2 separate regions of the Homo sapiens genome follow, and region 1 is linked to region 2. A link is an interaction called in ENCODE POLR2A ChIA-PET data of the cell type or tissue named here. Cell type or tissue: GM12878. All regions are shown on one strand. Links, peaks and the distances in the headings refer to the core of each region. The heading gives the core; the rest is flanking DNA. Region 1 holds the start of GCM1 (glial cells missing transcription factor 1). Region 2 overlaps LOC124901332 (a long non-coding RNA gene).

Region 1 (16,499 bases), core at 4,257-8,256, 95 kb after region 2:
GACACTAAATCCACTCTTTACTCCGCTTGTGATTCTGGACCTAGACCCTGTAGACATCCTCTTTCACCAGCTGGCATAATTTTAGGCTTTGTCCTGATACAATGTATCTGATGGATGGAGAAATGTCCTCCTGACCAACAAAGGGATTACAGAGAGGAGACCAAGACTGGCCAGATAAAGTACAATAAGATCAAGCAGGGTTGGTCAGGCGTGGTGGCTAACGCCTGTAATCCCAGCACTTTGGGAGGCCGAGGCGGGTGGATCACCTGAGTTCGGGAATTCAAGACTAGCCTGACCAACATGGAGAAACCCCATCTCTACTAAAAATACAAAATTAGCCGAGCGTGGTGGTGTGCGCCTGTAATCCCAGCTACTCAGGAGGCTGAGGCAGGAGAATCGCCTGAACTCGGGAGGCAGAGGTTGTGGTGAGCCGAGATAGTGCAATTACACTCCAGCCTGGGCAACAAGAGCAAAACTCCGTTTCAAAAAAAAAAAAAGATGAAGCAGGGTCTTAAACTTCAGGCAGGAAAGGAATTTGTTCATGAACTGAAAGACGAATGAGAAATCTATTAGGGGCCGCCGAATGCAACTATGAGGCTTTCCAAGCCTTTTGCCTTCTCGCCTTCTCATCTCTGCCTCCTAAGCCTCATCCTTGAAAGTCTGGACCTTCCTGACAGGTACTGATCCCTCGTCATGTTGTCCAGGATATTGTCACTCCCCGAAACACCCTCTTCCAGTCCTTCACGCCTTGATAAATATCTATTTGTCCTTCAAAAGGCTCATCGAGCATTATTTTGGTGGGTTTCCTTTGGTTCTCCTCCCTCCAGCTTAATAGCCTTCTCATTTATATTACTTTTATTCTATACATCAAATTAAATCGGCCTTATTTAGTAGCTTTAATCATCTTTTCTACTAGAATGAACTTCTTAATGGCTTTCATTCTCTCTTGTGTTGCCAAGGCCTGGCAGACTACCTAGAACAAAACATATGAACTGAACTGATTTAGGCTGTACTGCGGATGTCTCTAAAAGGAAGAATAGCACTGAGGGTATCTCTAGAAGAAATAATTGGTTTTTGTTTGTTCGTTTTTTTTTGTTGTTTTGTTTTGTTTTGTTTTTGTTTTTTTGAGATGGAGCCTCGCTCTGTCACCCAGGCTTGACTGCAGTGACGCAATCTCAGCTCACGCAACCTCCGCTTCCCGGGTTCAAGCAATTCTCTGCCTCAGTCTCCCAAATAGCTGGGATTACAGGCGCTCGCCACCACACCTGGCTAATTTTTGTATTTCTAGTAGAGACGGGGTTTCACCATCTTGGCCAGGCTGGTTTTGAACTCCCAACCTTGTGATCCGCCCACATCGGCCTCCCAAAGTGCTAGGATTACAGGTGTGAGCCACCACGCCCGGCCAAGAATTGTATATTTTTAGGGGATCAGAACACTTAGAATTAGTGGGACATTATTGCTAGGGTTAAGATAGCATTTCAGTATTTCTGGTATAGAGGATGTTGGCTATCCACTGTCTATTCCAGTAAATTTCCTCACCATAATATCTCTCTATCTCTGTCTGTCTGTCTTCTCTCTCTTGCACACATGAGAGAGAACTATTACCTGCCGGGTAAATAGTGGGAGAATTAGGACCTACTGTGAATCGTCTGCCTGGGGCCCAACCTGTAACATCACAAGAAGAAAAACATCTGTACTTCCTTATGAGGTTCTTTTCAATGTCCATTTTAGTTCAAATGTCCTCATAACATAAAGGGAGGGGGAAGTTCAGAGACACATCATAGAATATTCATCACATTGCTGGCATTCTGGGAAGAATCAGGCTGGTTAAGTGACTCCCAGGCTGCTCTTACCTATCCAGAGCCTAGAGCATCTAGATTTTGATTGGACCATTGCCAGAACTCATTAGCATAGTGTACCCTGACCTGGAATAGGGAACAGCGTCTGCTCAGAAAATGACCAGAGCCTGCTGGGACTTGAACCAGCAGTAAGATTTTCACGACACAGTGCTGTCTGCTTCTCCGTAAGAAGTTAGAAGGTAAGAAAGCCAGAAATCCCGTGGAGAGGCAAATGTAAGGGATGTGGCAACGACCACTCTATTCCTACAGGGTTTCATTTGTTCTAGTTCATTTTTCTGTAGAAATGATGAAAATTGAATATACTTTGCGCAAGTTGCTTTAAAAAAAGGAGTCTTGACAAGTGTAGTTTTTCAATCCTAGAAGAGGAAAACAGAGTTTACTTAAGGGCTGTAAAATGGTTTTTTCTTCTTTTCTATGTTTTGTTCTTAACTTTTAGGGAAATATTAAATTAATGCTCATTCGCTTAGCAAATGTTAATATCGAGAGAAAAATCTAAAATGTAACATAGTTGTTCTGTAATAAAATTTTCTTTATTATTCTTCCCTTAATTTAAAAACAAAATAATTATGTCTATATTGCCTAGGCTTTATAACAATGTTTTTGATTTTTGAAAATATGAATCTTATTTGCCAAGGTTTTTAAAAAGTAGATCTATTCCAATTAGTTATAACAAAATTTGCACCATCAGAGACAATATCGTTACTGTTCAGGGTAAGTACACGGAACTGCTGCTTGGTATCTGCATCTTCTATACCTGTTATTTAAGTCCTTTGAATTAGAGTCAATTTGCGGCATCATTTCTTCAGTAACACAATGTTTCTTTCCTAAACATAGAATTTTACTTAAAATCCATGAGGATTTAGTCTTGAAAATCAACATTCAGTTGGGGAACAGAAACTTCGTGCTCTGCAACCACTAGGTTGTAGCTCAGTATGGGTATGTGGAACAGACAGGAAGAGACTCTGATTAGCTTGTCATTTAATGGTCAAGAACTTTATTTATAAAGACTATACTTTCAGGGATCATTTCTATAGTTTGTTACTAGAGAAATTTCTCTGGACATCTAGAGCACACACAAAAAAGAAAAAAGGAACTTCATTCTTATGTTCAGGTCAACGGTCTTTTATATACATACACTTTCCCTTGGTAGAGTTCAGTGATTGACAAGTATTAGGATTATATAACACTAAATAACTAAAGAACAGGCCGGGCACAGTGGCTCATGCCTGTAATCCCAGCACTTTGGGAGACAGAGACGTATGGATCACCTGAGGAAAGGAGTTCAAGACCGGCCTGGTCAACATGGTGAAACCCCATCTCTACTGAAAATACAAAAATTAGCTGGGTGTGGTGGTGCGTGCCTGTAATCCCAGCTACTTGGGAGGCTGAGGTAAAAGAATCACTGGAGCCCCAGAGGTGGAGGCTATGGTGAGCTGAGATTGCGCCACTGCACTCCAGCCTGGGTGATAAGAGTAAGACTCCATTAAAAAAAAAAAAAAAAAAAAAACAATAAAAACTAAAGAAAAGAGTTCATGGGTCTCGCCAAAGCTTAGACTATTAATCTACCTTATAGTTTGAGTTCGCTATTAAATAGCTCTACATAACATCATTATGTCTCTTGTTTTTATAAGAGTACCAATAAATGAAATGTTATACATGTGAACATGTTTCACTTCATATCGTACTAACAAGTAGCTTTCATCTGCAAAATTATTCATTTTTTTCCTCAGGGTAGAACACTTCAAATTTTCTTTCTTTTTTTCTTGGTAAACCTCCTTTAACCAATTATAGTTAGAAATTAGAGCACTATTTCTCGTGAGGGAAGAAATGCCATTTGAACAAACTTTTATTTATTCATTCATTTATTTATTTATTCATTCATTCATTTATTTATTTTTTGAGACAAGGTCTCACTCTGTCACCCAGGCTGGCATGCAGTGACACAATCTTGGCTCACTGCAGCCTCAACCTCCTGGGCTCGGGTAATCCTCCACCTCAGCCTCCCAAAGTAGCTGGGACTACAGGTGTGCACCACCATGCCCAGCTAGTGATTTGTACTTCTTGTATAAACACGGTTTCTGCATGTTTCTCAGGCTGGTCTTGAACTCATAGACTTAAGTGATACATGTGTCTTGGCCTCCCAAAGTATTGGGATTACAGGCTGCTAGCACCTAATGGGTAGAGACCAGGGATGCTGCCAAACAGTCTACAACATGAAAAAAGCTCCCCACAACAAAGAATTATCTGGTCCAAAATGTCAATAGTGCCAAACTTAAGAAACCCTGTTTCAGATTAATCAGATATAAGCATATTAGTTGATAATATTTGAAGATATATCGTGCGCACAGGATTTATTGCAGAGACCAAACCTAATCCTTACAGTGATTTGGATTTTCAAATATATTTTTTTTCTGGCCGGGTGCGGTGGCTCACGCCTGTAATCCCAACACTTTGGGAGTCCGAGGCGGGTAGATCACTTGAGGTCAGGAGTTCGAGACCAGGCTGGCCAGCAGAGTGAAACCCCATCTCTACTAAAAATACAAAAATCAGCTGTGCGTGGTGGCACATGCCTGTAATCCCAGCTACTGGGGAGGCTGAGGCAGGAGAGTTGCTTGAACCCAAGAGGCAGAGGTTGCAGTAAGCCGAGATCACTCCATTGCACTCCAGCCTGGGTGAAGAAGTGAGACTCCATCTCAAAAAAAAAAAAAAAAAAAAATATATATATATATATATATATAAAACATATATGTATTTTCCTAGATAAATTCAGTGTGATGTTCCCCTCTTGCAGCTTCAACCACACATTAGCTAATTTATAAAGGCATTTCTATGGAAACAACTCCAAGCCAGTATCCTCCTGCCCTAGCAGGAAAAGTCCTAGCCATTGGTTACAGATGACAACTGTCTCTGCTAAGGCCTTCACAACCTGGATCTTGCAATGAGAAAGCAAGCCCAAACCCAAGGGTGAAAGCAGTGATCACACGCTTCTAATTCCCGATGGCCAAGTTTTAAGTAAAATCACTTATGGCTCCTATGTTTTGTTTTTTACTAGTATGTTGGTACTTGCAAAAATGTCAGTGAAACAGGTTTTTCTGGCAGAGGAGCATTGGGGTTTTTTTTTAAATCTCTTTAATGGCCAATACTAATATAACTTATTTTTTTAGCCCTAGAAAACAATCTCCTGGTCCAAGGTGCTTGAGTGGGCCGATCCAGCTATATCAAGAACCTTTGAGAACAAAATTCTCAAGCATTTCTGAGGGGAGTCGAATAGGTGAAAACCTTGGCTGGCCTGACCTTATCATGGAACCTGACGACTTTGATTCTGAAGACAAAGAGATATTAAGCTGGGATATTAATGATGTGAAACTGCCACAGGTATGTACTTGCTATAAAAATCTGCCTTCAACATTGGGCTGTGAAGTCTTGACTATTAACATGCGGAGACCTGGAAGGAAATTGGTGAGGATTCCAGCTGGGTAAATTCCTCTCCCCTAGAGTTTCAGCTAGACAGCCGACTGAGGGATTTTAAGAAGAGATGGCAAGACCTATGATTTGAGTGTGTCTTTACTTACCAGACTCCCACACTTAGAGACTGATGCAAAGAAATTTCTACTTCCCTTCTCTTTCAAAGTTGGCGTAACTCAGGTTGCACTCACTCTGGCTAGACAGTATGATAAAATCCGTGATGATTTATTTGGCCATAAATTGACTCTTTGTTATGCACAAGTCCTCATACAACCTTATTTGCTATAGTGATAGTTTTAACTCAGATTCATGTCTAAATGGAATGTGCTGGAATCCAGATGATATTGTTCTCTTGTGGAATACAGCATGCTCTTCTTCCTTTTTTCTTTTTCCTCTTCTTTCTTCCCTTTCCTTCGCCTTGCCTTGCCTTCCTGCCTTCTTCCTTTTTTCTTTCTTTCTTTTTTTCTTTCTTTCTCTCTCTCTTTCTTTTCATTTTCTTTCTTTCTTTCTTTTCTTTTCTTTCTTCTTCCTCTACTTTTTTTTTTTTTTTTTTGAGGTAGGGTCTGGCTCTGTCAACTAGGTTGGAGTGCAGTAGTGCTATCTCAGCTTACTACAGCCTCAGCCTCCCGAGTTCAAGTGATTCTCTCACCTCAACCTCCCAAGTAGCTGGGACCATAGGCACACGCCAACAAGCCCAGCTAATTTTTGTATTTTTTGTAGAGATGGGGTTTTGCCATGTTGCCCGGGCTGGTCTTGAACTCCTGGGCTCAAGTGATCTCCCTGCCTACCTGGGACCACAGGCACACCCAGCTAATTTTTGTACTTGTGTGTGTGTGTGTGTAGAGTCAGGGCTTTGCTATGTTGCCCAGGCTGGTCCTGAACTCCTGGGCTCAAGCAATCACTCGCTTCTGCCTCCCAAAGTGCTGGGATTACAGGCATAAACAGCCTGGCCTCTTCTCCTCCTATTTTGGAAATACCATACATGCACTGAAATAGTGACTTCATTTCACATTTTCTTTGGCAACTGACTTTTTTTTTTTTTTTTTAGATGGGTTTGCCTGGTCTCCTGGGCCAGAGTGCAGTGATACCATCATAGCTCACTGCAGTTTCAATTTCCTGGGCTCAAGTGATCCTCCTGCCTCAGCCTCCTTAGAAGCTGAGACCACAGGCATGTGCCACCACTCCTGGCTAATTGAAAAAAAAATGTTTTTGAGAGGAGGGTCTCACAATGTTGCCCAAGTTGGTCTCAAACTACTGGCCACGAACAACCCTTCCGTCTCACCTTCTCAAGTAGCTGGAATTATAGGCACACATTGGTTGTTGAATACTGATTTTCAACATGTATCACTGTTTACTTCTTTGACTTCCTTTGTTAACATTTAAGATGCTCTCACTAGAAGTTGTTTGAAAAGGTGACTAGAAGGCTAGGACTGGACACCACCAGTACCAAGTCATGAAAAAGTCAATCCAGTCTGCCTGATTCTGGGTAATAAGGAATTTGAGTTATCAGAAGCAGGGGAGAGGGAATAGAGATTCCTCTATCTTTGTAACTGTTCCAGAATTTCTAACGAAGACTTCCTTTTGTTTCTCTTTATGCTTTTCCTTAACTTCCAACCCCACCCCCTCTACCCCTCTCACCACCCCCGACCCCACATCTGTATCCTCTCTTCGTAGATCTTGGGACAGAGCTGGAGAACAGAAAGTGTGCCCCACTTTCCATCCATTTACAAATGGTTCTAGAAACCACAGTTAAATCATGCAAATATCGATTTTAGGGATTTGTGTTTGTTGTTGCTCTTAATTAGTATTACAATTATTGTCACTGTTGTAGGGAAACTTTAAAGTAAACTTTAATTTCTCTTGGCTCCAGGACCCATATTTTCACCTTTTTCTAACTTCATGATTGCAACACCCAAATAGAAGTTGGAGAGACACGAAATCAAGAGTTGAAGTAAACAGATATGTAGAAGACTTTACAATGTCACATTCTAGAGCAAGAGTTTTAGTGAGTTTGAGAACCCCATGAAATGGTGGTGACACTGTGTCTTAACTGGCAATTTTTTCTGGGACAGGATTCTTCATCAGATCCATAAACAAGAGATGAAGACCTCTTTCCTATAGGGAAACTTGAGGCTCATAAAAGTTCATGTTCCAACATGAATTTCCAAAAATGAAAGTGTTTGCAGCTACCCATGACATTAAACTGAGAAATGTATAGCAAAAAATGCACATTTGGTTTTAGAAATGTATTTATAGTTCATTAAAAAGTACTAAGATTGCTCACGGAAATAGCTGTCTTCCAATTTGTTAAATATGTCGGGGAAATGATTTAAAATGCAAATATTCCTTAGTATTTTCTGAGTAGAGAGAATACCATCCTCGTCTGGGTTTAATGCTAGCTTTGTCATCAGACCAAGAAACACTTGAGCTCTTGGAAAGATTTCCAGACATTAGATTTTATATTGTTTATATTGTGTGAGCATATCCAGAGACAGAGGGGTGTATTATGAAAAGTACAGGACTTGGAGAAAAATGCCCCAGATTTGAATTCTAGTTCCATCTCCTTTTTTTTTTTTTTTTTTTTTTTTTTTTTTTTTGGAGATCCTTGAGTTGTTTACCTTTTCTGAAACTTCCTTTCCTCTCTGAAAATGAGGGGGTTGCGCCAAATGGTCTGGTATGTACCTATTAGTTCTAATAGTCTAGAATTCTAGAAATGTCAGCCTTGTGCCTAGCACAGTGCCTGACGTGTATGAAACAACAAATGTTGAATATGGAATTCATTAATGAATGGCTCCATTGTTTAGAATCTGTGTGAGCCTGGAGAAATTGATTTTCTTAAGTCTTAGTTACCTCCTGTAGAATGAAAATAGGAATTCTCCACATATCCTGCCTCAGTCTCTAAGATGTTTAGAATAGTGTTCCCTAAATATATTCTGTAGAGTACAAGTTACATGGAATTTTAATAGGTACTGTGAAGAAAGAAAAAGAGCAATACGAAGTTCAACAAGGATAAACAGATTTCTTGACTGCAGGCTTGGAGTCTTTTTCACCATCCTGTGCATTGGTGGCTCTCCGAAGGAGGCTGTATTAGGCAGTATTACCCCAACTTATTTTTGACCATGAAACTTTTTTCCTGAAGCCCTTCAGGGGTTGATGTTCCCCAGACTACCTTTTTTGGCATTTAACAAATGTGGTTTAAAGGATCAAATGCAATGGCTTGTTATGATTATAAATTTCTCTAATTTCACTCTCTGTCCCATCGATCTAGATCATTTATAGTTTATATTTCATAATTTTATATTCTTGCCAGAATTATTAGTTATACAACACGTAGGAAAATTCCTTTTCTGTTTATCCTTTCACATGCTTCAAGTTTCAAGTTTCTTTCTCTCTCCTTCCTTCCTTCTTTCTTTCTTTTTCTTTCTGTTTTTTTTTTTTTTTTTTTTTTTTTTTTTTTTTTTTTTTTTCAGGGTCTCACTCTCATTACCCAAGCTGGAGTGCAGTGGCGCAATCATAGCTCACCACAGCCTTGAATTCCCGGGCTTAGGTGATTCTCTCAACCCAGCCTCTAGAATAGTGGGGACTACAGGCGTGCACCCCACACCCAACTAATTATTTGTCTTTTTAGTAGAGATGGGGTTTTGCCATGTTGCCCAGGCTGGTCTCGAACCCCAGGACTCAAGAGTTCTGCCCACCTTGGCCTCCCAAAATACTAGGATCACAGGCATGAACCATTGCACCCGGGCTTCAAGTTTCTTTCTTTCTTTCTTTCTTTCTTTTTCAGACAGAGTCTCGCTCTGCTGCCCAGGCTGGAGTGCAGTAGCACTATCTCGGCTCACTGCAAGCTCCACCTCCCGGGTTCACACCATTCTCCTGCCTCAGCCTCCCAAGTAGCTGGGACTACTTGCACCTGCCACCGTGTCCGGCTAATTTTTTGTATTTTTAGTAGAGACAGGGTTTCACCGTGTTAGCCAGGATGGTCTCGATCTCCCGACCTCGTGATCCACCCACCTTGGCCTCCCAAAGTGCTGGGATTACAGGTGTGAGCCACCGCACCCGGCCCTTCAAGTTTCAAAATGATTACCCAAATACCAGTTGCATCTTCTGGTCTGAGAAACTCCATGTGTCTTTAACTAGTTCAGATACATCAAGGTTTATGGGTTAATTTTGACAACAGTGAGCAGTGATGTCCTTACTAAGATATCAGACATTTTTGAGAAACTTAAATGCAGGAGACACTGTAGTAGGCTCAGGGATACTGGGGCCATTAAGCTATGTTAACTTCTGTGGAAATGCTCATGATCTTCTGGGCTAGTGGAACAAGATTACTGCCTAAATAGAGAATCAATGCCATGTAGAAAAATGCTAGAGGAGTTTGAAAGGAGTGTGCAGTTCAACATGACTCTGGCATGGGGAGCAAGGCCAGAAGAGTTTGTGTAAGGTTAGAGGAAAAAAAAATTAGATCAACCATCTATTATTTATGTCATTATTTGTACTTGGAAAGGTGAAATCTAATTGCTTTAAGGTTTGCTTGATCCAAGCAGCAAAAGTCTGGTGTTGATTTAGTCTTGATTTAAAATGTGGATTACATGGTCCTGGAGAGTGTCACACTCTCATTAGTACTGATTGTAATACTTGAGAGAACTTTGAATCTCTAAGAATTATTTTCTTCTGGTTGAAAATTGGGAAGAAATTCAGTTCCTTTTTCTCTTAAATAGTACCCATTTCACTAGCAAGAGGAGAATATCCACTCTGTTTCAAATACCAGCCAGTTTCTCTCAGTTCAGGTTGTGCCAATAGCACCACAGCCAGCAAACACCCTGGATCATTTTGTTCCTACACACTGAGCAGTTTGCAAATTAAACCCATGGCCAAAGCCACCCCAAGCCATTAACTCACAAAATTACAAGGTTTAAGTACTTTTTTTTTTTTTTTTTGGTAGAGAGAACATTCTCTAGTATAGAATAGTAAAGTCAACTGCAAAGGGGCCACAGTTCTGATTAGTTCATTCCTGGACTATGATTTTAGCCAGCCAAACTTCCTTTGTCTCTGCAAAAGATAAGCCCCAAATTGTGATCAAACATGAATATTTGAGCTCTCTCTGTGAATCCATGTGGCCACATGTAATCAGAACAAGCCAGTTGTAGTACTCAGATGTGTCTTGGTGCTAGGGAGCTAACAGGTAAACCAGATTGTGGATTTCTTGTCAATTATTATCCCCTGTATGAGCAGGTCACGTTGTCATTGTTCTGATGGGGATTCCTGTGACTTTGCCCCCTTTGCCAGACATTCTCCTTGACCTCAAGGGTCATTTGAACTTCCCTGAGAGCTCTACCTATATGGGCTCCCATGATCACTGGGGCCTCTGCTATTTGGACCAGAATTCTTCTGCCACTCTGTGCTTCTGGTGTGATACAGATAGGAGCATTATTGCATCTGCTGGTACCCTGCAGCAGGTCCCTTGCTTAGCTGGGTGGAGGGAAAAGGGAAGCGAAAAGAGAAGACAGACGGGGTTTGAAAGCTGAGGTAACTTGGCATAACTTAGTGTTTTCAGAGTAAATAAGGAACTTTGTCCTGAGTCTTATTTTATTTATTTATTTATTTTTTTAGACGGAGTCTCACTCTGTCGCCCAGGCTGGAGTGCAATGGTGTGATCCCAGCTCACTGCAACCTCTGCCTCCCGGGTTCAAGCGATTCTCCTGTCTCAGCCTCCCGTGTAGCTGGGACTACAGGCATGTGCCACCATGGCTGGCTAATTTTTGGTATTTTTAGTAGAGATGGGGTTTCAAGATCAGGATGTTCTTGATCTCCTGACCTCGTGATCTGCCCACCTCAGCTTCCCAAAGTGCCGGGATTACAGGCCTGAGCCACCGCGCCTGGCCTGTCCTGAGTCTTGATCTCTTGACTAAGAAATACCAGGATTAGTCTAAAGAGTAATCAGTAATTCCCCCTTTTTTTTTTTTTTTTTTTTTGAGATGGGGGTCTTACTATCTTGCCTAGGCTGGTCTTGAACTCCCGAGCTCAAGCAACCTTCTGCCTTAGCCTACTGGGTAGCTGGGATTACAGACATTCCCCACCATGCCTGCCCTAAGGAGTAATTCTTGAACAAACACAAAAGCATTTTGTTGAATTCAATTTTTTTCCTTGGTAACACTTGGAGTTTTATTTCCAGTTGGCCCAGAAGAGATAAGTTCCTGAAAAGTTGTATGTAAATCAAAACATTGGTTGAAGGTTTTTTTTCCTGTTTTCCATAATATCTGATTTTTGTACCTCTATATAATTTGCTTTAAAGTATGTTTGTTTGATATTCCTGTTCTATTTAGAAATATTTATTTATAAGTAATGAATAAGCTATTTATATAATTAATGAAAACCTGGAAGATATTTACTTTATGCAAGAGCAGACTATATTCCAAAAGAAAATCAATTTCATAATATGATCATATGATAATGTAGATATTTTTGATACTTTATTTCAGAATTTGTATTTTAATTGATTAGTTTTATATAACAATACATACTTCATTTCTTCAGATAACCTCTGAAAACTTCAAGTAGTTGAATAAGTTAGAATGAGGTGAGTATGAAGGGTGTTCTAGAAGTGCATAGAGCTACAAAAATTTTGATTGAGTTAGAGGATTAAATCTGTTAGTAAAAAATTATACCCAGAAGTCATAGAAATATCAGTTAACCCCCCAGTGATGTTACCCAGGAGATAATCAAATACAAATTAGCTAGGTCTACATGTTGGAAACCTCAGAAATATTCCCTTTCAATTATAAACTTCTTAACTAAGAGGAAAAACAAAGAGTTACTCATGAAAAGTTAGAAATTAAAACAAACAAAGGATCTAAAAAGAAGAAAGTATTTTGTGGGGATTCGCTAAACATGATGAAGAAATGATTATTGTTTCTTATTAAATTTTACTTCTCTGAGGTCTTGGTTTAACAGGTTTCAGAAATCACAGTCATCCATCTGACACTTGGGTTCCTCTGCATTATTGAGATCTGGGTTTTCTCTTAATTTCAGTGTAAAAAGACATCAAAGACCCTACTAAATGTCCAGGTCAAAGACTAGGCATGAATAAATGGCCCAGAGACTAGCTTGATGTGAGTATATTTACTCCTAGTAATGTTCTCAGTCCATACGTTGTCCAAATTATTACTGCTTTTTTTTTTTTTTTTTTTTTGAGACAAAGCACTCTGTCACCCAAGCTGGAGTGCAGCGGCATGATCTCGGCTCACTGCAATCTCTGCCTCCCAGGTTCAAGCGATTCTTTTGCCTCAGCCTCCTGAGTAACTGGGATAACAGGCATGTGCCACCATGCCTGGCTAATTTTTGTATTTTTGATAGAGATGGGGTTTCGCCATGTTAGCCAGTCTGGTCTTGAACTCCTGGCTTCAAGTGATCCACCCACCTTGGCCTCCCAAAGTGCTGGGATTACAGGGGTGAGCCACTGCACCTGGCCATTACTGCATTATTAATAGAACTGGAAAACTAAGGTACCAGTGGAGGGACTGTCAGAAAAAAGCTTAAAGGATGATAAAGATCATCTCTTCCTCTACAGGCAAGGAGTCTTTGCTTTAATCAGAACATCTGAGATGTTCTCACAAATACATTCCGCTCCTTCTGGTTCATGGGATCTATGGCTCTGACCAGCCTAAAGTGGCCACTCACCTTTAAAGCATGAAAATCTCAGCTTTCCTCTAAGTCTACCTTGCCCTCATCTCTGCTATCCTGACAACTGTGTTTTATACTGGAATAATTCAAGTGCACCAGTAGTTTTTTACAGTCCAATATTAGAGGAAAGTACACTCAAATTTTGTTTTGTTTTGTTTTTTTAGTAGAGACGTGGTCTCACTGTGTTGCCCAGGCTGGTCTTGAACTCCTGGACTCAAGCAATCCTCCAGCCTTGGCCTCCCAAAGTGCTGGGATTACAGGTGTGAGCCGCTATTCCTGGCCAAAAGTAGACATTTTAATGTTTTAACCTACATTATTATTTCAAAAGATAAAATACTCTATTATGCTTTCTATGGCATTTCTGTGACAGAAAACAAGACATCATTGTTTGCAGCTTTGGGCCAGAAGAAGGAAGGAAGGAAGGGAAGAGAAGGTGGGTGGAGAGAGCAGGAGGCATGCTGCCTGGGGAGCTTCTCTCACCCCGGGCATTGAGTCTCAGCAAGCCCAAAATTACCAGAGAATTGGGGAGGAGAGGGACAGTCTGGAAAAAGCAAATGGTCCAACCAGCATCCTGGCCTGGCCATCCGGGAATCTCTGCTGCAGCTGCCTGATGGACCACAGGGAACTTTTCCAGATGCCACCCTCCTATTATTTATACCCTTCCCCCTTCCCAAACCACAGTAGTTACAGCATAGCACACAAAGGGCTAGCCACTGTCATGCCCTGAGAAGGAAGGTTGTGGAACAAGAGGTGCACCAATTAAGCTTTTATTTTATAGGGACTTGGACTCTTTTTTCTTTTTTTTTTTATTGAAACAGAGTTTCACTCTTGTCGCCCAGGCTGGAGTGCAGTGGCATGATCTTGGCTCACTGCAACCTCCACCTCCCAGGTTCAAGAGATTCTCCTGTCTCGGCCTCCCAAGAAGCAAGGATTACTGGTGCCCGCCACCACACCTGGCTAATTTTTTGTATTTTTAGTAGAGACGGGGTTTTGCCATGTTGGGCAGGCTGGTCTCGAACTCCTGACCTCAGGTGATCCACCTGCCTCAGCCTCCCAACGTGCTGGGATTACAGGTGTGAGCCACTGCACCCAGCTGGGACTTGGACTCTTATCTTGCATTTGGCTTGGCAAGGTATGAAGCATGAAGTGACCTCTACTGGGTCTTCTCTCTCCCAAAAGCCAGTGACTCTTACAACCACATTGACTGGCTGAGGGCAGTTCCAGATCTGGTAGAATAACAGTTAACATTGAGGTGGAACCTGCTGCGTGTGAGGCACTATTTTAAGTGCATTGTGTATGTTAATTTAGTAAGTCCTCAAAACCTCCCTGTGGGGTACTCCTGTTACCCCATTTTACAGAGCAGGAAACAGAGGCACTGAGAAGAAAAGAATGTCATTAAGACTCATATCCAGAAAGACAGTGTACCTCCAGAGTCCAAGCTTACAGCCAGCAATCTCAGACTGTTTGTGAAGAGTCAGATAGTAAATATTGTAGTCTTTGTGGGCCATACAGTCTCTGCTGCGGTGGTGTAAAAACATCCATAGACAACACTTCAGTTAATGAACATAGATGTGTTCCTATAAAACTTTATTTACAAAAGCAGGCAATGGGCAGGATTTGGCCCATGGGCCCTAGTTTGCACACTGCAGCTCTTAACCACTAAACAGTACTACCCTGCATGTACCTAAAACCTCTCATTTATATTTCCTCAGACCACCTCAGGCCCCATGACATTCCATTCAACAAGTATCGTTATATGGAATCTATAGTTTACAACACATCTGCTCTTCACAGCACTTTTGTGAGGCAGTTTTAATCAATGTTTCAGTTTTAGAGAAGAGCAAAACAGGCTTTAAAGACAAAGTTACTTGCCCAGAGTCTCAAGTTACAAAGTTCTTTGGCACGTTCTAAATTTGAATTCTAACTCAGTAAATGCCCGTCAATCCTGACACTGACATTTACTTTTTTCTTCTAAAATTTGTCTTTTTTTTATGTTGTGGGCTGTGCTTTCTGGTTGGGAAAGCAAAGAAGAAGCAGCCTAGTCTTTTCTTCTGGACCTTCTAGAATCTTCTATTTTCACCTTCTAGAACCGTCTAGATGAAAAATGTTCTTACACCATGCTAAGTCTCTGAAAGCCGTAGGGCATGGGCACAGCCTAAGTTTGAGTGCTGACACTGCTTGCTGTTTCTCATTCTAAGAACAAGGAAGGGTCTGTCAAATGCAGCATCTGTGCACCAATGTAGGGCCTAGGAATATGAGCCACAGCATCAGTGACTAACAATTATTTAGAGCTTACAGCATGCTAGGTGCTGTGCTAAGTATTTAATATATATAATCATATTTAATCTTCAGAACAACTCTTCAGGTAGGCAGGTCTCATTATCCCTACATTACAGATGAAGAAACAGAGGCACAGAGAGCAAAATAATGTATGCTATAAGGACTGAGTGTCTGGTGTCCCTGGCCTTTCTTTAATTATTATTTTATTTTGGTCAAAAACACAACTTAAAATTTACCATCTTAACCATGTTTAAGTGCATAGTACAGTCGTGGTAACTATATGTACACTGTTGTGCAAAGGAGCTCTAGAACCTTTTCATCTTGCAAATGGAAACTTTGTCCGTTGAATGACAACTCTCCTTGTCTGTGATGTTTTAAAGGAGAGTTTAGTCAAATGTTCATACACAGGGCATAGCGCCAATCCTGGGCAATAACAGAGACGCTTTCAGTCAAAACAAGCTCTTTCTTACTCCCTTGTCATGTTTGAGGCACGTGAACGTAGGGTTAAAGATAAAGGAAGAAAATCTCTGGGGAAGAAAGTGGCTCTTTGATCTCTCTGAACCAGGGCTTTTCATCCCTCCCACTGCTTATCTCTGGCGACATTGCATAAACCTGTGTGACTCCCAGTAAGATAACCACAGAGTGGTACGAGACATTATCTCACTATCCCGCCACAATGTTTTCCACAGTTTATTTTGAGTTTTTAGAGAAGGGGTCTTGCTGTGTTGCCCAGGCTGGTCTTGAACCCCTGGCCTCAAGCCATCCTCCCACCTCAGCCTCCTGAGTTGCTAGGACTGCAGGCACACCCTACCACACTGGGCCCTGTTTTCTATAGTTATTGTGTAAGAGCATAGCATTACTTAACCTTCAAAAATTCCTACTGAGAAATGGTCATTTCTTGTGTCACTGAGGGCTAGGGAAGTGTCAATCAGATGGAACTCACAGGGGCTATCATTTATTTTGGTCCAGCGGCTGAATGCCTGACAGACACAGCACTCAGTTGCCACTGTTGTGCTGGGCTCGCTGATCCCACTGTCAGAATTAAATGTAGGGAGGCTTTTGCCAAAGGTCTCTTGCCCAGCTCCTGAATGCCAAAACATCCTTCCTATCTACTCACTCCACAGTGGGTGACAGCTGTGTTTTCTAGCTTAAAGTATAGTCGTATCTTTTGTGTTTCTATCAGAACGTGAAAAAAACCGACTGGTTCCAGGAGTG
Region 2 (16,499 bases), core at 6,401-10,400:
TGCTTTTTTCTCCTTTAGAATATTCTTAAGCCACCTTACACTCATTCCTACAGAATCAATTGCCTTTGTTTCTCACCATGTGTCATACTAAAATTCTAATCCTGCTGGTAAGAAAGTTTAGTACCCCTCAGAGCTCGGAGGCCCCATATGTCATGTCTGCCCCTCAAGGTTTACATGAGTAAGCCTCTGCCTCACAGGCTATGTAAGATGTAGTGTGCATGGTGGAGGCTTGCTCCCATAGGAACTCTGCAGGTACTCACTATGGGGGCGCTGACACGCAGCTCTGCGCTCCCAGCTAGGGTTGGAGATAAGGTGCCATCCACTCTCCTAGCCTAGCCCCACTCCTGATCCTCCCTGAGGGGACATTCTTTCCTAATTCATCCAGCCAGAGATGCACCTTTTCTAATTCTCCTAACGGCACTTGTAAAGGCTGGAGGTGGCACTACTTGCATCCAAGTCTCTCCACCATCCTTGTTTCCTCCCTCCTCTACAAATCAGGGGTCAGGAGGACAGACAGTGAACCTAGATGAAGTGAAACAACCATGTAAGATAATAGGTTCCAAGCTGTTTATATTGCAAGCAAGCATATCCCCTGCCCAGGTGAATTGCCTTTTGAAACCTGTGCTTGCATAACAAATGGAAAACAACCAGAGTGCAACCCCTGAACGAATTAGACTTGAGCTCTTCTGACCTGGATCCTGCCCTGGCCAAGTTACAGGCCAGTATGCAAACCAGCTGGATGCTCTTGGTGGCTCCCAGCCAGCCCACCAGCTCCAGCAACAGGCCCCTTACAAGGTTCCCTCGGTTTTTGTGTCCTTGCAGCCTCAAAGACTCTTTCCAGGCTTGCAGGCTCCCCCTTTTTGGTGTGTTGTGTCCCCTTACCTATTCTTTCAGTGTATACCAGTGGTTCCCAACTGGGGTGATTTTTGTCTCCTCCCCCTGGGGACATTTGACAAGGCCTGGAGACATTTTTTGTTGTCACATCCTGGGGCAGGGTGCCACTGCATCAGATGGGTGGAGTCCGGGGATGCTGCTAACCTGCCTACAATGCACGGGACACCCACACAACAAATAATTATGTGGTTCACAATGACAACAGGACCAGGACTGAGAAATTCTTATTGCACACCCTCTGCCTGGATCCTTTTACTTGCATGTGATTCTTACTCTTTTATTGACCTTTGGACTAATACTTCACCACCCTTTGTCCCAAGCCTAATTCTCACCTGGATGTAGATGTCATGTTCCTTTTTATTCCACATCCTGAAGCCACTAAGCAAAGGCACGGGTGCCTTCACCTCACCAGGTTCCTATACATTCTTCAAACACTGGAGCTCTGCAATTATTTCAGGCCATTCTGTGGCTCTTCCTACCACCTCCACACCTGAAAGTCAAGCAGCGCCTGTAGGATCAATCTGGTTAATGCTGATACATTCTCGGTTTTTAAATAGTGTGATTTTAGACTTTTAGTTCTATTGGTGAAGGTACAATATATAATAGAAAGAAACTCCAACAATCCCATACTAAACCTTTGCCCTTTGCTCGGGCTCTTAAAGGATTCACGTGCTTCCAGCTCGTAACTAGTGTTGTCCTACTTTTGCTTGTATTGTAATTGATCTCCTTTCTTGGGTTTTTTTTTCTTTTCTTTTCTCACATAAACCTTCTCTACCTTTTGTACTGCTTGTCTCACATACTATTAAGCCTAATTTGAATTTTTTGTTATAGTCTTCAGTTTCCCAACACTGTTTATACTTCTTTAAACAATAGATTTCATCTGCATGGTAGACAGAATGCCCATGAGTCCCAAGATGTCCATGTCCTAATTCCTAGAACTTGTAGATATGTTACCTTATATGGCAAAGGGGACTTTGCAGATGTGATGAGATGGGGGGATTATCCTAAATTATCTAGGTGAGCTTAATAGAATGCATGAGCCCTTAAAAGGGGAGAACCAGGCCTGGTGTGGTGGCTCACACCTGTGCTCCCAGCACTTTGGGAGGCCAAGGCAGGCGGATCACCTGAGGTCAGGAGTTCAAGACCAGCCTGGCCAACATGTCAAAACCCCGAGAGTCCATCTCCAGTGTTTGAGACGGGGTTTCACTCTGTCGCCCAACAGGAGGGCATATATCCTCTATCTCCCATTACCAAAGATTGATTCAGGCATCCCTTCTTGATCTTTCTAGGAGCTGTGAAGTTGCAGAATTTTGGTTTATTGGGATGCATCCTGGTGCTTGCCTACAGATCTTGTTTTGCAAGTAAGAACAGAAGACTCTGGCCGGGCGTGGTAGATTATGTCTGTAATCCCAGCACTTTGGGAGGCCAAGGGGGGGCGGATCACCTGAGGTCAGGAATTCAAGACAAGCCTGGCCAACATGGCGAAACCCCATCTCTACTAAAAATACAAAAATCAGCCAGGTGTGGTAGCACGCACCTGTAATCCCAGCTAGTCTGGAGGCTGAGACAGGAGAATCACTTGAACCCGGGAGGCAGAGGTTGCAGTAAGCCGAGATCGCACCACTGCACTCCAGCCTGGGTGACTCTGTCTCACAGAAAAAAAAAAAAAAAAAAACCACAGGAGACTCTAGGGAGGCCACCAGGCCTGTCAAGGTTGCATGGTTCTCAGGTGGCAGGCTGGTATCACACCCCCCGCCCTGACTCACAAACTGTTCCTATTTTCATTTCCTTCCCCTTAAAAAAAGTAGAACTATCTCACTGATGTAAGAAGAACATACTTGGCTTTTTTTCTCGTAAGGAGTCTTAAAAAACACACTGATAGTTGACACTGTATATATCAAGGTTTTCTGGCAAAAATTTCCATGGAATGTAGTTCAGAGAGATGCTCCAGAAAAATTTTTAAAAAGCCTCTGTGGTCAAATAAGCTTGGAAAATGCAGTATGTTTGTTCCTGCCTTGGAATGTCATCACATACATAAGCTTAATAAAACTTCTCAGAAGTCTATAGTAAAGAAGTTCTAGTTCAGTTTTCCCTTTTCATATAACACCCATTAGCAGGAGGCAAGAAATGCTAGTACAGAAGTGGCTTCATGTCTTTTCTCTGTCCCTTTCACTTGTTGCGTGGCTGGTTTAGCACTGTAGGTGGCTCTGGCCTGAGTACGCAATGTGACCCTTTGGGAGTCAAGCAGGTGAGTGCATCCCAGAGCCTGCTGATTACCACCCATTCTTCCTTCCTTTCTCATCGACGGGAACCCCATTTTATGTGGGTCAATGAGTGCTGAGGCTCCCTTGAAGCTTGGTGTGGCCATGTGACATAGTTCTAACCCATGAGATGGGAACAGAAGTCTCTAGAGGGACTTTCAGAAAAGCTCATACATGCATTTTTCTTCATCATTCATTTTCCTGCCTAGAGTGCAGAGGCAATACATGGAGATGCAGCAGCCATCTTGTGACCATGAGGACAAAGATCATTTACCAAGGATGACAGAAGAGAAAGTTAGCAAGAGCCTTGACCCCTGATGAGGTGAAGTCATTTCACCAGCCTATCACAGCTTCTAGTCTTCTTGGGAATGTAAGAAAAACAAACTGTTATTTGCTTAAGCTCTTATAGCTAAGTTTCTGTTCCGTGCAGCTATTATTCTAATCAAAATAATGTTTCAGTGTTTATTCCTGAATATCACATAATTTTGCTCTGTAGGTGTCATCTTGGCTTTCTTTATGAATGGCAATTACTGGCTGGGTGCGGTGGCTGAGATGGGTGGATCACTTGAGGTCAGGAGTTCGAGACCAGCCTGGCCAACATGGTAAAACCCTGTCTCTACTAAAAATACAAAAAAATTAGCCAGGTGTGGTGCCACATGCCTGTAATCGCAGCTACTTTGGAGGCTGAGGTAGGAGAATCACTTGAACCCAGGAGGCGGAAGTTGCACTGAGCCAAGATATCACCATTGCACTCCACCCTGGGCAACAAGAGTGAAACTCTGTCTCAAAAAAAAAAAAAAAGAAAAAGAAAAGAGAAAAGAAAAGAAAAGAAAGGCAATTACTGGATAGGGTCTAAGAAGTTTACAAAGCAGGCCAGCAACAGCATCAAGTCATTCAAGTCAGTGTTTCTCAATGTGGCCCCCAGACCAGCAGCCTCAGCACCACCTGGGAACGTATTAGAAGTGCACATCCTCCGACCTCGCCCTAGACCTGCTGAACCTGAGACTCCAGGGGTGGGGCCCAGCAACTGGTGTTTCAGCAAGCCCTCCTGGTGCTCCTTACATACGAACTTTTTAGAACCATTTTAGAACTTAGTTTAGAACTAACATTTTAGAATTTAGTTACACATTCAACCTCAATGAATTTGTAAACCCACGAAAGGTCACTTTGAATGAAATAGTTGAGTTTGAACAGCAAGACTCATGCCCACACCTAACAACAGAGCACAGGCTTTGTGAGAAAAGGTGTCTGGCTTTGCCTTGGAAATTCAAACTGAGATAGAAGTACTATAAAGGGGCCAGGTGTGGTGGCTCACGCCTGTAATCCCAGCACTTTGGGAGGCCGAGGTGGGCGGATCACGAGGTCAGGAGATCGAGACCTTCCTGGTTAACACGGTGAAACCCCGTCTCTACTAAAAATACAAAAAATTAGCCAGGCATGGTGGCATGTGCCTGTAGTCCCAGCTACTCGGGAGGCTGAGGCAGGAGAATCGCTTGAACCCAGGAGGTGGAGGTTGCAGTGAGCAGAAGGAGCAACTCTGTCTCAAAAAAAAAAAAAAAGTACTATGAAGGTAACAGTGACAGAAATGGAAGCTACCACCACTTAAAGAGTGTGGTTAATTGTGGTTCATGTCAAGGTACCAAGAGGCTAGTGTTGCAATTTTCTTTTCTCTACACTTTGCTTTGCTTTGAGATGGAGTCTCACTCGGCTGCCCAGGCTGGAGTGCGGTGGTGTGATCTCAGCTCACTGCAACCTTTGCCACCTGGACTCAAGCGATTCTCCTGCCTCGGTCTCCCGAGTAGCTGGGATTACAGGCGTGCGCCACCACACCTGGCTAATTTTTGTATTTTTAGTAGAGACATGGTTTCACTATGTTGCCCAAGCAGGAGTCTTGAACTCCTGACCTCAATTAATCTGCCCACCTCATTCTCCCAAAGTGCTGGGATTACAAGCATGAGCCACTGCTCCCAGCCAGTATTGCAATTTTCACAGGAGGCTTTCACTTTACCTTTTCTTAATAACATACTGTTCCCTTGCCTCCAACTTGGTTCACTGGATAGAGTATATAGATAAGATTTGTACAAATCTCAGCAATTTAAGAATTTGCAAATGTGCATAGGAGTGAAGACAAGGTAAGAGTGCGATTAGAAATGCTCAGTGTGGCTGGAAATGTAATGAGCATGCTTTATTCTCACTCTCAACTTGAGATCTCCAAACTCACTCTATTCCATCCCACGGTATCTGCTTTCTCCTTTCTATTAAGCAACCAACCATTACTGAGCATTCTCGATTTTCCAAGGAAGGTGCTCATATATTTTTGGTGAATCCCATGAAGCCCATATTTGTAGCGGACATATGCTGTAATCCCAGAAGCAGAAGGGACCTGGTCCTCCTTTCTCCACTCTCCCCACACTGTGGAAGCTTCAGGGCACAGAGGCGATTGAGAGTTGCTCAGCAGCAGTGGTGCTGAGCATTTAGCTCTGGCCACAATATCCGGTGGCCAGTGCAGTTGATGTCAACATCAGTTTCCCAACCAGACCAACCCTGAGGCTTTGCCCTGCATGACTTTCCCTGCTCCCTGAGCTCCCTTAGGTTCTGCTAAGCCTGGTTCTATAGCCTTCCCTTCTATTGTGTGAATTGTCCAAAACTGATTCAATAAATTCCTCTTTTGCCTAAGCAAGCCAGAGTCACTTTCTGTTCGCTTTCAACTTAGAAGTCAAAGTAACATAATATTATTGCCATCTTTTTTAAGTGAAGACACTGACATTTGGAGGTCAAGGAACTTGCCAGATGTGTAATACCCAGCCTCCAAGATGGCCCCCAGTGATCTTCACCTCTTAGGTATTTATTTGCATAGTCTACTCCCATGTTGAATTAGGACTGGTCTGTGTAGAGTTCAGCAGGGATAATATGTGACTTCTGAATTGAGAGCATAAAGGACTTTGCAGCATCTGTCTTGCTCTCTTGGATTGCTTACTCTGGGCAAAGCCAGCACCATGCTGTGAGAATGTATTTACCATGTCTTTTATTTTTGTATTTTTATGCCTGTCCCAGGACTAGCCAGTTTTTAGAAATAGCAAACAACCATGAGGGTGCGTCACAAATGTAAACCAATCAATCCAGAGCCCACACACTGCCACCTCCATTATGGGCTCTCACCCTCCAGGCCACTATCCACCTGCCCTAATCACCCCAGGAGTAGGAACTAGGCAACTAGGGATAGCCCGTATGGCCCAGAGCCTGCTGAAATGATTCAAACTATTCAATCCAAAGCCCAATTACCCTCCCTCACTCATTCCTTCCCACAGAAACCACAATAAAAGTTTGTGCCCCTGGCCAGGCGCGGTGGGTCACGCCTGTAATCCCAGCACTTTGGGAGGCCAGGGCGGGCAGATCACAAGTTCAGGAGAATGAGACTACCCTGGCTAACACAGTGAAACCCCGTTTCTACTAAAAATACAAAAAATTAGCTGGGTATGGTGGCACACACCTGTAGTCCCAGCTACTCGGGAAGTTGAGGCAGGAGAATCACTTGAACTCAGGAGACAGAGGTTGCAGTGAGCCAAGATCTCACCACTGCACTCTAGCATGGCAATAGAGCGAGACTCCATCTCAAAAAAAAAAAGTTTGTGCCCCTGTTTTCACTCTGCTCCCTCTGCCTCCTGACTGATCTTGGTACTTCCCCATGTGGCTGGTGTGACACACCCCTTCCTCTTGAGATCTGTGAGCATAACAAACTATCTTTTTATTAGCAGTCATTCCTGATCTGATGGCTTTGCCATACCTAAATATTAATAAAACCTATATTTTAAACAGAGAACACTCAAGTACCATGTGGTGAAGCCCATATGGAGAGGAACTGAGGCCTCCCACCACAGCCAGCCCCCATTGGCCAGCCAAGTGAGTGGGCCTCCTTGGAAGCAGACCCACCAGCCCCAGTTGAACCTTCAGATTAGGGCAGCCCCAGCCCACACCCATCTGCAGTCTCATGAGAGGAGAGAATCTAAGCCAGACTTCCCATTCAAAAAGATCCAAAATTTGCAACCTACAGAAACAGAGACAATACATGCTTATTGTTATTTCAAGCCACTAAATTTTGAAGTAATTTGTTCCTCAGTAATGGCTTCTAAGTGGAGGAACTGATTCCTCCACTAACCCCACTTGGGGTTTCTTGTTGCCTCTCCAGTGTGCCAGTGTGAAAAATAGCAAGATACCTTGGGCTTCTGACTCAAACAGTAAGAAAAAAATTGTAATTTCACATAACAAGAATTCAAGATGTAGAGAGCATCTAGGGTAGATTAACAAAGCAGCCCAGTGATCTCACTCAGGCCCCAGATGATTCTCTTCATTTCTCTGCTCACTCAGCCTGTCAGCTGATCATTCTCTTTTTCAAAAGATGGCAGCAGCATTGCAAGCATCTCATACAGACAGCGCAGTTGAGCGCTGTTATTGGTTTAGACCAATGGGAGCACAGTTATTGGTTTAGACCGATTATCAATGGGAGTGCAGTGATTGGCTTAGGCCAATAACCAATGGGAGCATAGTGATCAGTTTTCCTTTGGGGATGAAGCTTAAGAGTTCTTCACTTGATCACATAGGGCTGGGGACACCCTTGAACAAAATCCAGGTTCTGGCAACAAGGAAAACCTATGCACAAGGGTTGGGGTGACGAATGACTTAGGTACATTATCTTCTATATAAGCCATCAAGGGGCCAGCTGCACTAGCGAGAAGGGCAATAGAGGCCCAGAGAAGGTGTCGGGAAAGCAGAAGAGTCGGGGCAGGTAGGTCAGGGCCAGTTGGAGGGCCTTGGGCTTTACACACAGAATGAATAACCTGAATGAGTCATTACCTAAACCACTGTTCCTTCACTCCATTCTCCCTCCTGAGAATGGGTTATGCACCTGCTCACACATGTGACTGTTCTTTCACATCACCAGTTTGGGTTGGGATGACATGACCCAGCTGCCTCCAGAAGCCTCCCAGCCAATGGACCCAGAGCAGGCTGTGGGCAAATCAGTCAGGTGGTGGCTGCTGATTGGAATTCATCCACATTCTCAGGGTGGAGAGCAGCAGATGTGTGCAGCCTCCTCCCCTATGGAGGGGATGCTATTTGTTTAAATGGTGGTTGGTGATGCCAGAAACACTTGGCCTCATTTATCTGGATATAGAATAATCCAGCACAAATAGATCAGTAGTAGTAGTACAGCAGCGATAGTAGCCCAACCCTTTTACTTTGTAGACATAGAAAACCAAGTTCATGTTGAAGTGACTTGGCCAGGATCACAAAGACCAAACTAGAACTAAGACTGAGTCTTAAGACTCTTGCTTTGATTCTGTTTCTCATTATACCTTGTAGGAAAAGTTTCTATGCCAAATTCTAGGCCAGATCTATAACGTCATTTTTCTGAGAAACAAAACTGCTTTAGGTAAGTTGTTCTAATAGTTCCTCAAGTTCATCTGAAATCTACTAATTATGTTTGATATGGAGACTTATTTTTAATGTTGTGTAATTAGACTTGCAAGTTCCACCCTTAAAACTTTTTATCTGTTGTTTACCAACACAGGCCAAGATTCCAGCTAATAATATTTTCAACCACTTTTGTCATTCTCCAATAAATTACATAGAAAATTGTCAAGAGTAATTCCTGGCCGGTCATGGTGGCTCACACCTGTAATCTCAGCACTTTGGGAGGCCTAGGCAGGCAGATCACGAGGTCAGGAGTTTGGGACCAGCCTGACCAACATGGTGATACCCCATCTCTACTAAAAATACAAACAAACAAACAAAAAATTAGCCGGGCGTGGTGGTGCGCACCTGTAATCCCAGCTACTCAGGAGGCTGAGGCAGGAGAATCACTTGAACCCAGGAGGCAGAGGTTGCAGTGAGCCAAGATTGCGCCACTGCACTCCAGCCTGCACAACAAAGTGAGACTCTGTCTCAAAAAAAAGAAAAAGTAATTCCTTTCCAGTGACAGCAGAAATCAGAGACTTCAAGTCTCCAGTTCAAGTTCACTGGACTCATTACTTCAAAGGGAGTATAATAAGCTCCCTGAGATTATCTTTCTGAAGTAACTCTTTTCTGTCTATCAGCTGACTTGCAACTGATTGTGTACTTGACACAGATCCACATGACTCGGTGCAATGGGAATAGTCCAGCAGTTTTGAATTCTCAGATGATTTTCGCTCTTTGTTTCTTGTCTTGTTTGAAGAGATCAAAAGGGAGCTCTATCGCTGTGTGATAAGTATGTTTCTATCACTGTTTTCCATAGCTTTCCCTTCCAAGATCCATTATAACTTTGGAAATGTGGTGAAATGTGTCTTACCAGACTAAATCTGGTAAGGTTTAGTCTAGGGGTGTGTGTGTGTGTGTGTGTATGTGTGTGTGTGCATGCACGCATGCCCGCATGTATGCTAGGAGTAGGCAGAGTGGGGAAAGGAGGTAATGTGGGGGTTGCAATTGTAGCACTTGGATGAAAACATGGATGTTTAGCACACATCTACAATAAACATGATCTTCATTATTTTTAGTTAGCCACATTATTATTATACCCAGAAAAATAATTTTAAAAGCTTTCAAAGGTTAAAGAAATGATTCACAGCAGATAATCAGAATCTAAGTTGGCAGTCTGTTCAGTACCCATCACTACTTCTCCCACTAATTTTCAGATTGCCAACTTGCTATCAGTAAAACATTCTTAGTCAAGCAAACGATTTAACAATTATTTGTCCTCATCCACTTTTGCACACAGGTGAATAAGCTAATGTGGGCTGGAAACAAGATTAGAAACAAACTCTGATTAAACCATTCATTCATCAAATGTACATTAAACACTTACTATCCGACAGGTTTTGTATTACGAGAAAAGAAACAGTAAACAGGAGGCTGGGTGCAGTCACTCGCACCTGTAATCCCAGTACTTTGGGAGGCCAAGGTGGGTGGATCACCTGAGGTCAGGAGTTCGAGACCAGCCTGACCAACATGGTGAAACCCTATCTCTACTAAAAATACAAAAATTAGCCGGGTGTGGTGGCACATGCCTGTAATCCCAGCTACTTGGGAGGCTGAGGCAGGAGAATCGCTTGAACCAGGGAGATGGAGGCTGCAGTGAGCTGAGATCGCACCACTGCACTCCAGCCCGGGTGACAGAGCGAGACTCTCTCAACAACAACAACAACAAGAAACAGTAAACAGGAAAAGAAAAAAGGTTTCCATTCAGTAGAACCCTGTGCTGGAGTCCTGGACAGCATGCATGGCCACACACTGGCGAGGCACCAGTCTTGGTGTGAGCAAGGAGACAGTGCAGGAAAGCCTTCAGGAGGAGGTGATGTCGGAACTAAATGTGGAAGGACAGGTGAGAGTAGACAGACATGGAGGTAAAGGGAACAGGAGAAAGAAAGGCTTGGAGGTGTGAGGCGGGAGCGTGCATGTCAAGGACCTCACAGTTAACATGGCGGGGGGCGGGGGTGGGGTCAGCGGGGGGAATGAGAAGGATGGAGGCAGAGGGTCGGGGGCTCATGCGGGGCTGGGTTGGCTTTGCCAGGAGATCAGACTAAATCCTGATAGCCGTGAGAGCTATTGTAGAAATAATTTCAAGCTGATCAGATTTATTTGGGTTTACTGTAGGAGGGAGGAGGCTGTTTTTGTGTATTTGTTTAATCTTTTTTGGACAAGCCTTAAGATTAGTAAAGGACTATACGAGGTCCTTAATATTGAAAGAGCCAATATATACCGTCATACATTCTTCCAACATTCTCGTTATTCACGTAGTGCATTCAGATAAATATATTCTCAACAAATATTTCCTTCATTTGTAACATCTAGGCAGAGGTGGGCAAGAGCAGATAAAAGAGATGGCAAACTTTGATGACCTTCTTTATATGCCTCAAGGCCTCACCACTGATATGTCATTGAGTATTTCACACTGGCTTCCTCTGACTCTTTTCATCAAGGTCTTAACAACCATTGTGTCAACATGTGACCTTATAAACTGTACACAAGGACCCTTTTTGGGACAACATGATCATGGGAGAGAAATCTCTCCCCTTGCCTCCCTCTTCCTACCCATCTGTGCTTCTGCCTGAAGTCATCGGTATTTCAGAGATTAAAACTGTTCTTTAGGTCTTAGCCACCAGTTTTTATTTGCATGAGCCATACCAAAGAAACTGAGAAATTGCTTTTGTGGCTTGTCTACTTGGAACTTTGAAAAGAATGAACAGTAACATTCTCAGTCAGATTCAGATTTCATGTAAAACCTGCTTTAGAGAACTGAAGGATAAGACATGCTTATTTACAACTTTTAAATTATTATCCTCTCGATAGAGACAGCACCAGGGAAAGTGAAAGCCAGACAGGCACTGGGCGACTCTGTGCCTCACTGAGGAAAAATTACTCAACATGAGCAAAGGAGATCCTAAGAAGCCAAGAGGCGAAATGTCATCGTACGCATTTTTGTGCAAACTTGTCAGGAGGAGCATAAGAAGAAGCATCCAGATGCTTAGGTCAACTTCTCAGAGTTTTCTAAGAAGTGCTTAGAGAGGTGGAAGACCATGTCTGCTAAAGAGAAAGGAAAATTTGAAGATACGGCAAAGGCGGACAAGGCCCATAATGAAAGAGAAATGAAAATCTATATCCCTTCTAAAGGGGAGACAAGAAAGAAGTTCAAGGATCCCAAGGCACCCAAGAGGCCTCCTTCAGCCTTTTTTTCTATTCTGTTCTGAGTATTGCCCAAAACATCCTGGCCTGTCCATTGGTGATGCTGCGAAGAGACTGGGAGAGATGTGGAATGACACTGCTGCAGGTGACAAGCAGCCTTAGGAGAAGAAGGCTGCAAAGCCGAAGGAAAAATGCGAAAAGGGTCTTGCTGCATATCGAGCTAAAGGAAAGCCTGATGCAGCAAAAAAGGGAGTTGTCAAGGCTGAAAAAAAGCAAGAAAAAGAGGAGGAAGCTGAGGAAAATGAAGAGGGTGAGGAGGGGGAAGATAAAGAGATGAAGATGAAGAAGACAATGATAATGAATAAGTTGGTTCTAGTTTTTTTTTTTCTTGTCTGTAAAGCATTTAGCCCGCCTGTACACAACTCACTCCTTTTAAAGAAAAAAAATGAAATGTAAGGCTGTGTAAAATTTGTTTTTAAACCATACATTCTATTTTTTTGTATAATTAACACATTACCGAAATGTTTCTTTAGATAGCGATGTCTTGGTGGTATTTTTTTCTTTTTATATTTTGAGACTGAGTCTCCTCTGTCACCCAGGCTGGAGTGCAATGGCACCATCTTGGCTCACTCCATCCTCTGCCTCCTGGGTTCAAGCGATTTCCCTGCTTCGGCCTCCTGAGTAGCTGGGATTACAGGCACACGCCACCATGCCCTGCTAGTATTTTCAATAACCACTAACCTTGCCTGGTAAAGTATGGGGGTTGTAAATTGGCATGAAAATTTCAAACAGGTTCTTTTTGGTGCACAGCGCAAATTAGTTATACATGGTGATGGTAGTTTTTTTCATCTTCAGTTGTCTCTGATGCAGCTTATACCAAATAATTGTTGTTCCATTAACTGAATACCACTCTATAATTGAAAAAAAAAGTTGCAGCTGTTTTGTTGACATTTTGTTGACATTCTGAATGCTTCTAAGTAAATACAAATTTTTTTCCTTTTTTTTTTTTTTTGAGACTGAGGTTTGCTCTTGTTGCCCAGGCTGGAGTGCAATGGTGCGATCTCAGCTCACCACAACCTCTGCCTCCCAGTTTCAAGTGATTCTCCTGCCTCAGCCTCCTCAGTAGCTGGGATTACAGGCATGCACCACCACGCCCAGCTAATTTTGTATTTTTAGTAGAGACGGGGTTTCTCCATATTGGTCAGGCTGGTCTTGAACTCCTGAACTCAGGTGATCCATCTGTCTCAGCCTCCCAAAGTGCTGGGATTACAGGCGTGAGCCACCACACTTGGCCTAAATACAATTATTTTTAATAAAAAAGAAAGTATTATCCTGTCAAGAGCCACCCTAACCAGACTCAGTACAATGTTAATACACATCACCCAGAAGAGAGGGCACCTTCAGTTCGTGCCAGAGAATCTCTCTTGTCAGTAAAAAGTTAAAAAATAAAATAAAAAAAAAAATCACCCAATTTGGGCAGTGTTACCAAATGAGACCATTTTTCTTTGCAAGTTCACAAGTTCTTCTTTTTCCTTTTTTCCTTATTTATTTATTTCTCTTTTATTTTTGTTTGTTTGTTTGAGATGGAGTCTTGCTCTGTCACCCAGGCTGGAGTGCAGTGGTGTGATTTCAGCTCACTGCAACCTCTGTCTCCTGGGTTCAAGCGATTCTCCTGCCTTAGCCTCCCCAGTAGCTGGGATTACAGGCGCCCGCCACCACGCCCAGCTAATTTTGGTATTTTTAGTAGACACAGGGTTTCACCATGTTGGCCAGGCTGGTCTTAAACTCCTGACCTCAGGTGGTCTGCCCACCTTGGCCTCCCAAAGTGCTGGAATTACAGGTATGAACCACCATGTCTGGCCGATTTATTTCTTTTTTAAAGAGACAGGATCTTACTATGTTGCTCAGGTTGGTCTCAAACTCCTGGGCTCAAGCCATTCTCCAGCCTCAGCCACTGCCCCACCTCCCCCGCCCGCAATTGCTGGGATTACAGGTGTGCACCACTTAAGGTTTTGCATTTATTTTCATTTATTTTCAAACCTTTTTTTTTTTTTTGGCTCCTTTCCTGGTCATCATAGTCACATTATTAAAAAAAAGAAATAATACATTTAGATAAATCAACATTAGGAACTACTTATTACTCCCATAGAACATATTCTGTTGTTTTAGGTGCAAATATTTCCAAAATGTAACTATTTGTATGTATTTTTCCTCTTAATTTACCTGAAAGACGCTCACAAGTATTGAACTTGATGAAGGAAAATTATAATTTTCTCTTTGTGATTTTTTTAAAGAGTAGTCAGGGGTAATTTATTATAACAAACCACGAAAGAAAGTTACATTTTAAAAGTATTTTGTTGATTTATATGTCAGCAATGACTTCATCTGCCTAGTCAATGAAAGACACAAGAGTTTTAAATAAACTCCCCACATGCTGAGCTGTGTGCTTCCCTTATCCTATCACCCCAGCCTCTCCAGTTTAATGACATAAGGTGAGTAATGCTACAATCTGTTGAAGACTCAACAAAGTCACGCTTTGTAGACACCACAAGAGTTAAACTGAACTTTAATAATAACTTCAGGCTGGGGTGCCGGAGGTGGGAGAGCACCAGGAAAAACAGCTAGTGCATGTGGGGCTTAATACCTAGGCGATGGGTTGATAGGTGCAGCAAACCACCATAGCATATGTGTACCTATGTAACAAACCTGCACATCCTGCACATGTACCCTGGAACTTAAGATAAAGAAAAAAATAGGCCGGGTGCAAGTGGCTCACGCTTGTAATCCCAGCACCTTGGGAGGCCGAGGTGGGCAGATCACGAGGTCAGGAGTTCGATATCAGCCTGGCCAATATGACGAAATCCCATCTCTACTAAAAATACAAAAATTAGCTAGGCATGGTGGCGTGCGCCTGTAGTCCTAGCTACTTGGGAGGCTGAGGCAGAAAAATCGTTTGAACCCCGGAGGCGGAGCTTGCAGCCAAGATCACGCCACTGCACTCCAGCCTGGGCGAAAGAGAGAGACTCCGTCTCAAAATAAATAAATAAATACTAATAATTGCTTAAGGTTTATCTTACAATGCTGCCACTTCCCCCAACAAGTCTGGAGATTGAATGGACATGAGTTTAATAGGAGAGGGGTGGAGGGTAAGGGCTGCAATTGGGGAAATGGGTAGAGGAAGAGGAGGCAGATTGAAAATAGTTTTTTAAAATCCTGGTCACTGAGTGGAAAGCGTGCTCACATTCCTAGGAGCAGAGGGGGAATATGGGTTAAACTTAAGGGACACACTAGGAGTTAATCATTCAGGGTACAGGGTGAACGCAAGTAAGAATTCTAAAAATGACGACTTCTCCTTCAAAACTGAAGCAGTCTGCAAGAAGCAGAATTGGAGAGCTTATTAGCTTGACTCCTTTGCCCTCTGCAGCTGATGCTCCCAGTTTAAATCCTGGCACAACCCTAAAATAAGAGTTAGCTCTGCAAAGGTAAAAAGAATTGAGGACACTGAAGAATATATAGTGGCACAAAGAATATTTAGTGGCACAAAACTAGCTCACAATTCCACATTGTGTTAGGGCAGCTCTGGCCTCTGCATTCTTGTGTCTGTCCACAAAGGTAACTGAAAAGGAAGCAGCCAGGTAAGTCATTGTTGCGAGCCGTTCTCCCGTTCCACCTCTTCTCATTTTGTGGTGTCAGTTGCTTCGGAAAGAACAAGGGGAAACGAAGGGTGGCCAAAGGAAGGCATCCCATTGTGTGTACATGTCAGTTTCACATTCTGTGCCCTTTATGCCAAAGAGGCCTTTGCTAGATACCATTTCCTCCTAGTTTGCCACCAAGATGGACAACAGACCTTTTCAACAAAACCTGCAAACTGTTTTAATTAATATTGCTAACATCAGGACAGATGTTACAAGATAAATCTCTTCCTCCTTTATTCTCCTCCTTCCCTAGCCATTCCACCCTGAAACATTTTGGGGCCTGTACTAGATACTAGAGACACAAAGGAGACTAGAACATTCTCTGTCGTTGAATTATTCTCAGTCAAATGAAGACGGAAACTGTGGTCTGAAAATTTTGAATAATAAAGCCATTTGTGACAGCGACACAGCTCATATTGGAAGTGGAACTTACATTTCCTGACTCATAATGAAGACCTTTATGCTCAACACCACATACAAAACATGTGCGATGTATAAAATGGGTAAATTCCATTAACAAATACATTTATCATTTCGGGATAGGCTATTTGTGTCAAGACAGCAGAATTTCAAGTACTAACTCATCTTCCCCTTCCACCTTCTTTTTTAATGGCCTTATCTGAATGACTCTGTGCCTACCACTAGAGAAGTGGTCTAAGACTTCTTGCCTTTTTTTTTTTTTTTGAGATGGAGTCTTGCTCTGTCACCCAGGCTGGAGTGCAGTGGCATGATCTCAGCTCACTGCAACCTCTGCCTCCCAGGTTCAAGTGATTCTCCTGCCTCAGCCTCCTGAGTAGCTGGGACTGCAGGTGTGTGCCACCATGCCTGGCTAATTTTTGTATTTTTAATAGAGGCAGGGTTTCGCTATGTTGACCAGGCTGGTCTCGAACTCCTGACCTCATGATCTGCCCGCCACAGCCTCTCAAAGTGCTGGGATTAGAGGTGTAAGCCACCACGCCCAGCTGACTTCTTGCTTTTTTCACTGAATGGTTTG

Evidence for each region. ChIA-PET counts read pairs that join two places held together with the same protein. Peaks named below come from ENCODE experiments on the same cell type or tissue, not always from the same donor. Only the 100,000 strongest peaks of a DNase experiment are listed, where the experiment ranks them.
Region 1: POLR2A ChIA-PET joins it to region 2 with 6 read pairs; 2 of 35 experiments call an interaction of 5 or more read pairs at or near these places.

Annotation. Positions count from the first base shown.
Region 1 is chr6:53,134,293-53,150,791 of GRCh38, reverse strand. GCM1 (glial cells missing transcription factor 1) reads left to right here and starts at 1,951. Exons shown (of 6, transcript NM_003643.4): 1 at 1,951-2,038; 2 at 5,024-5,234; 3 at 16,468-16,499. The coding sequence starts at 5,160. It also overlaps the pseudogene LOC124901513. In GM12878, for the core only: no CTCF peak of the experiment used is centred there; no DNase peak of the experiment used is centred there.
Region 2 is chr6:53,231,297-53,247,795 of GRCh38, reverse strand. It overlaps LOC124901332 (a long non-coding RNA gene), which reads left to right. Exons shown (of 4, transcript XR_007059612.1): 2 at 2,184-2,255; 3 at 3,365-3,525; 4 at 3,652-3,751. It also overlaps the pseudogene HMGB1P20. Among named protein-coding and RNA genes, the nearest start is that of MIR5685, 37 kb to the left of the region's middle. In GM12878, for the core only: no CTCF peak of the experiment used is centred there; a DNase peak (open chromatin) is centred at 8,055.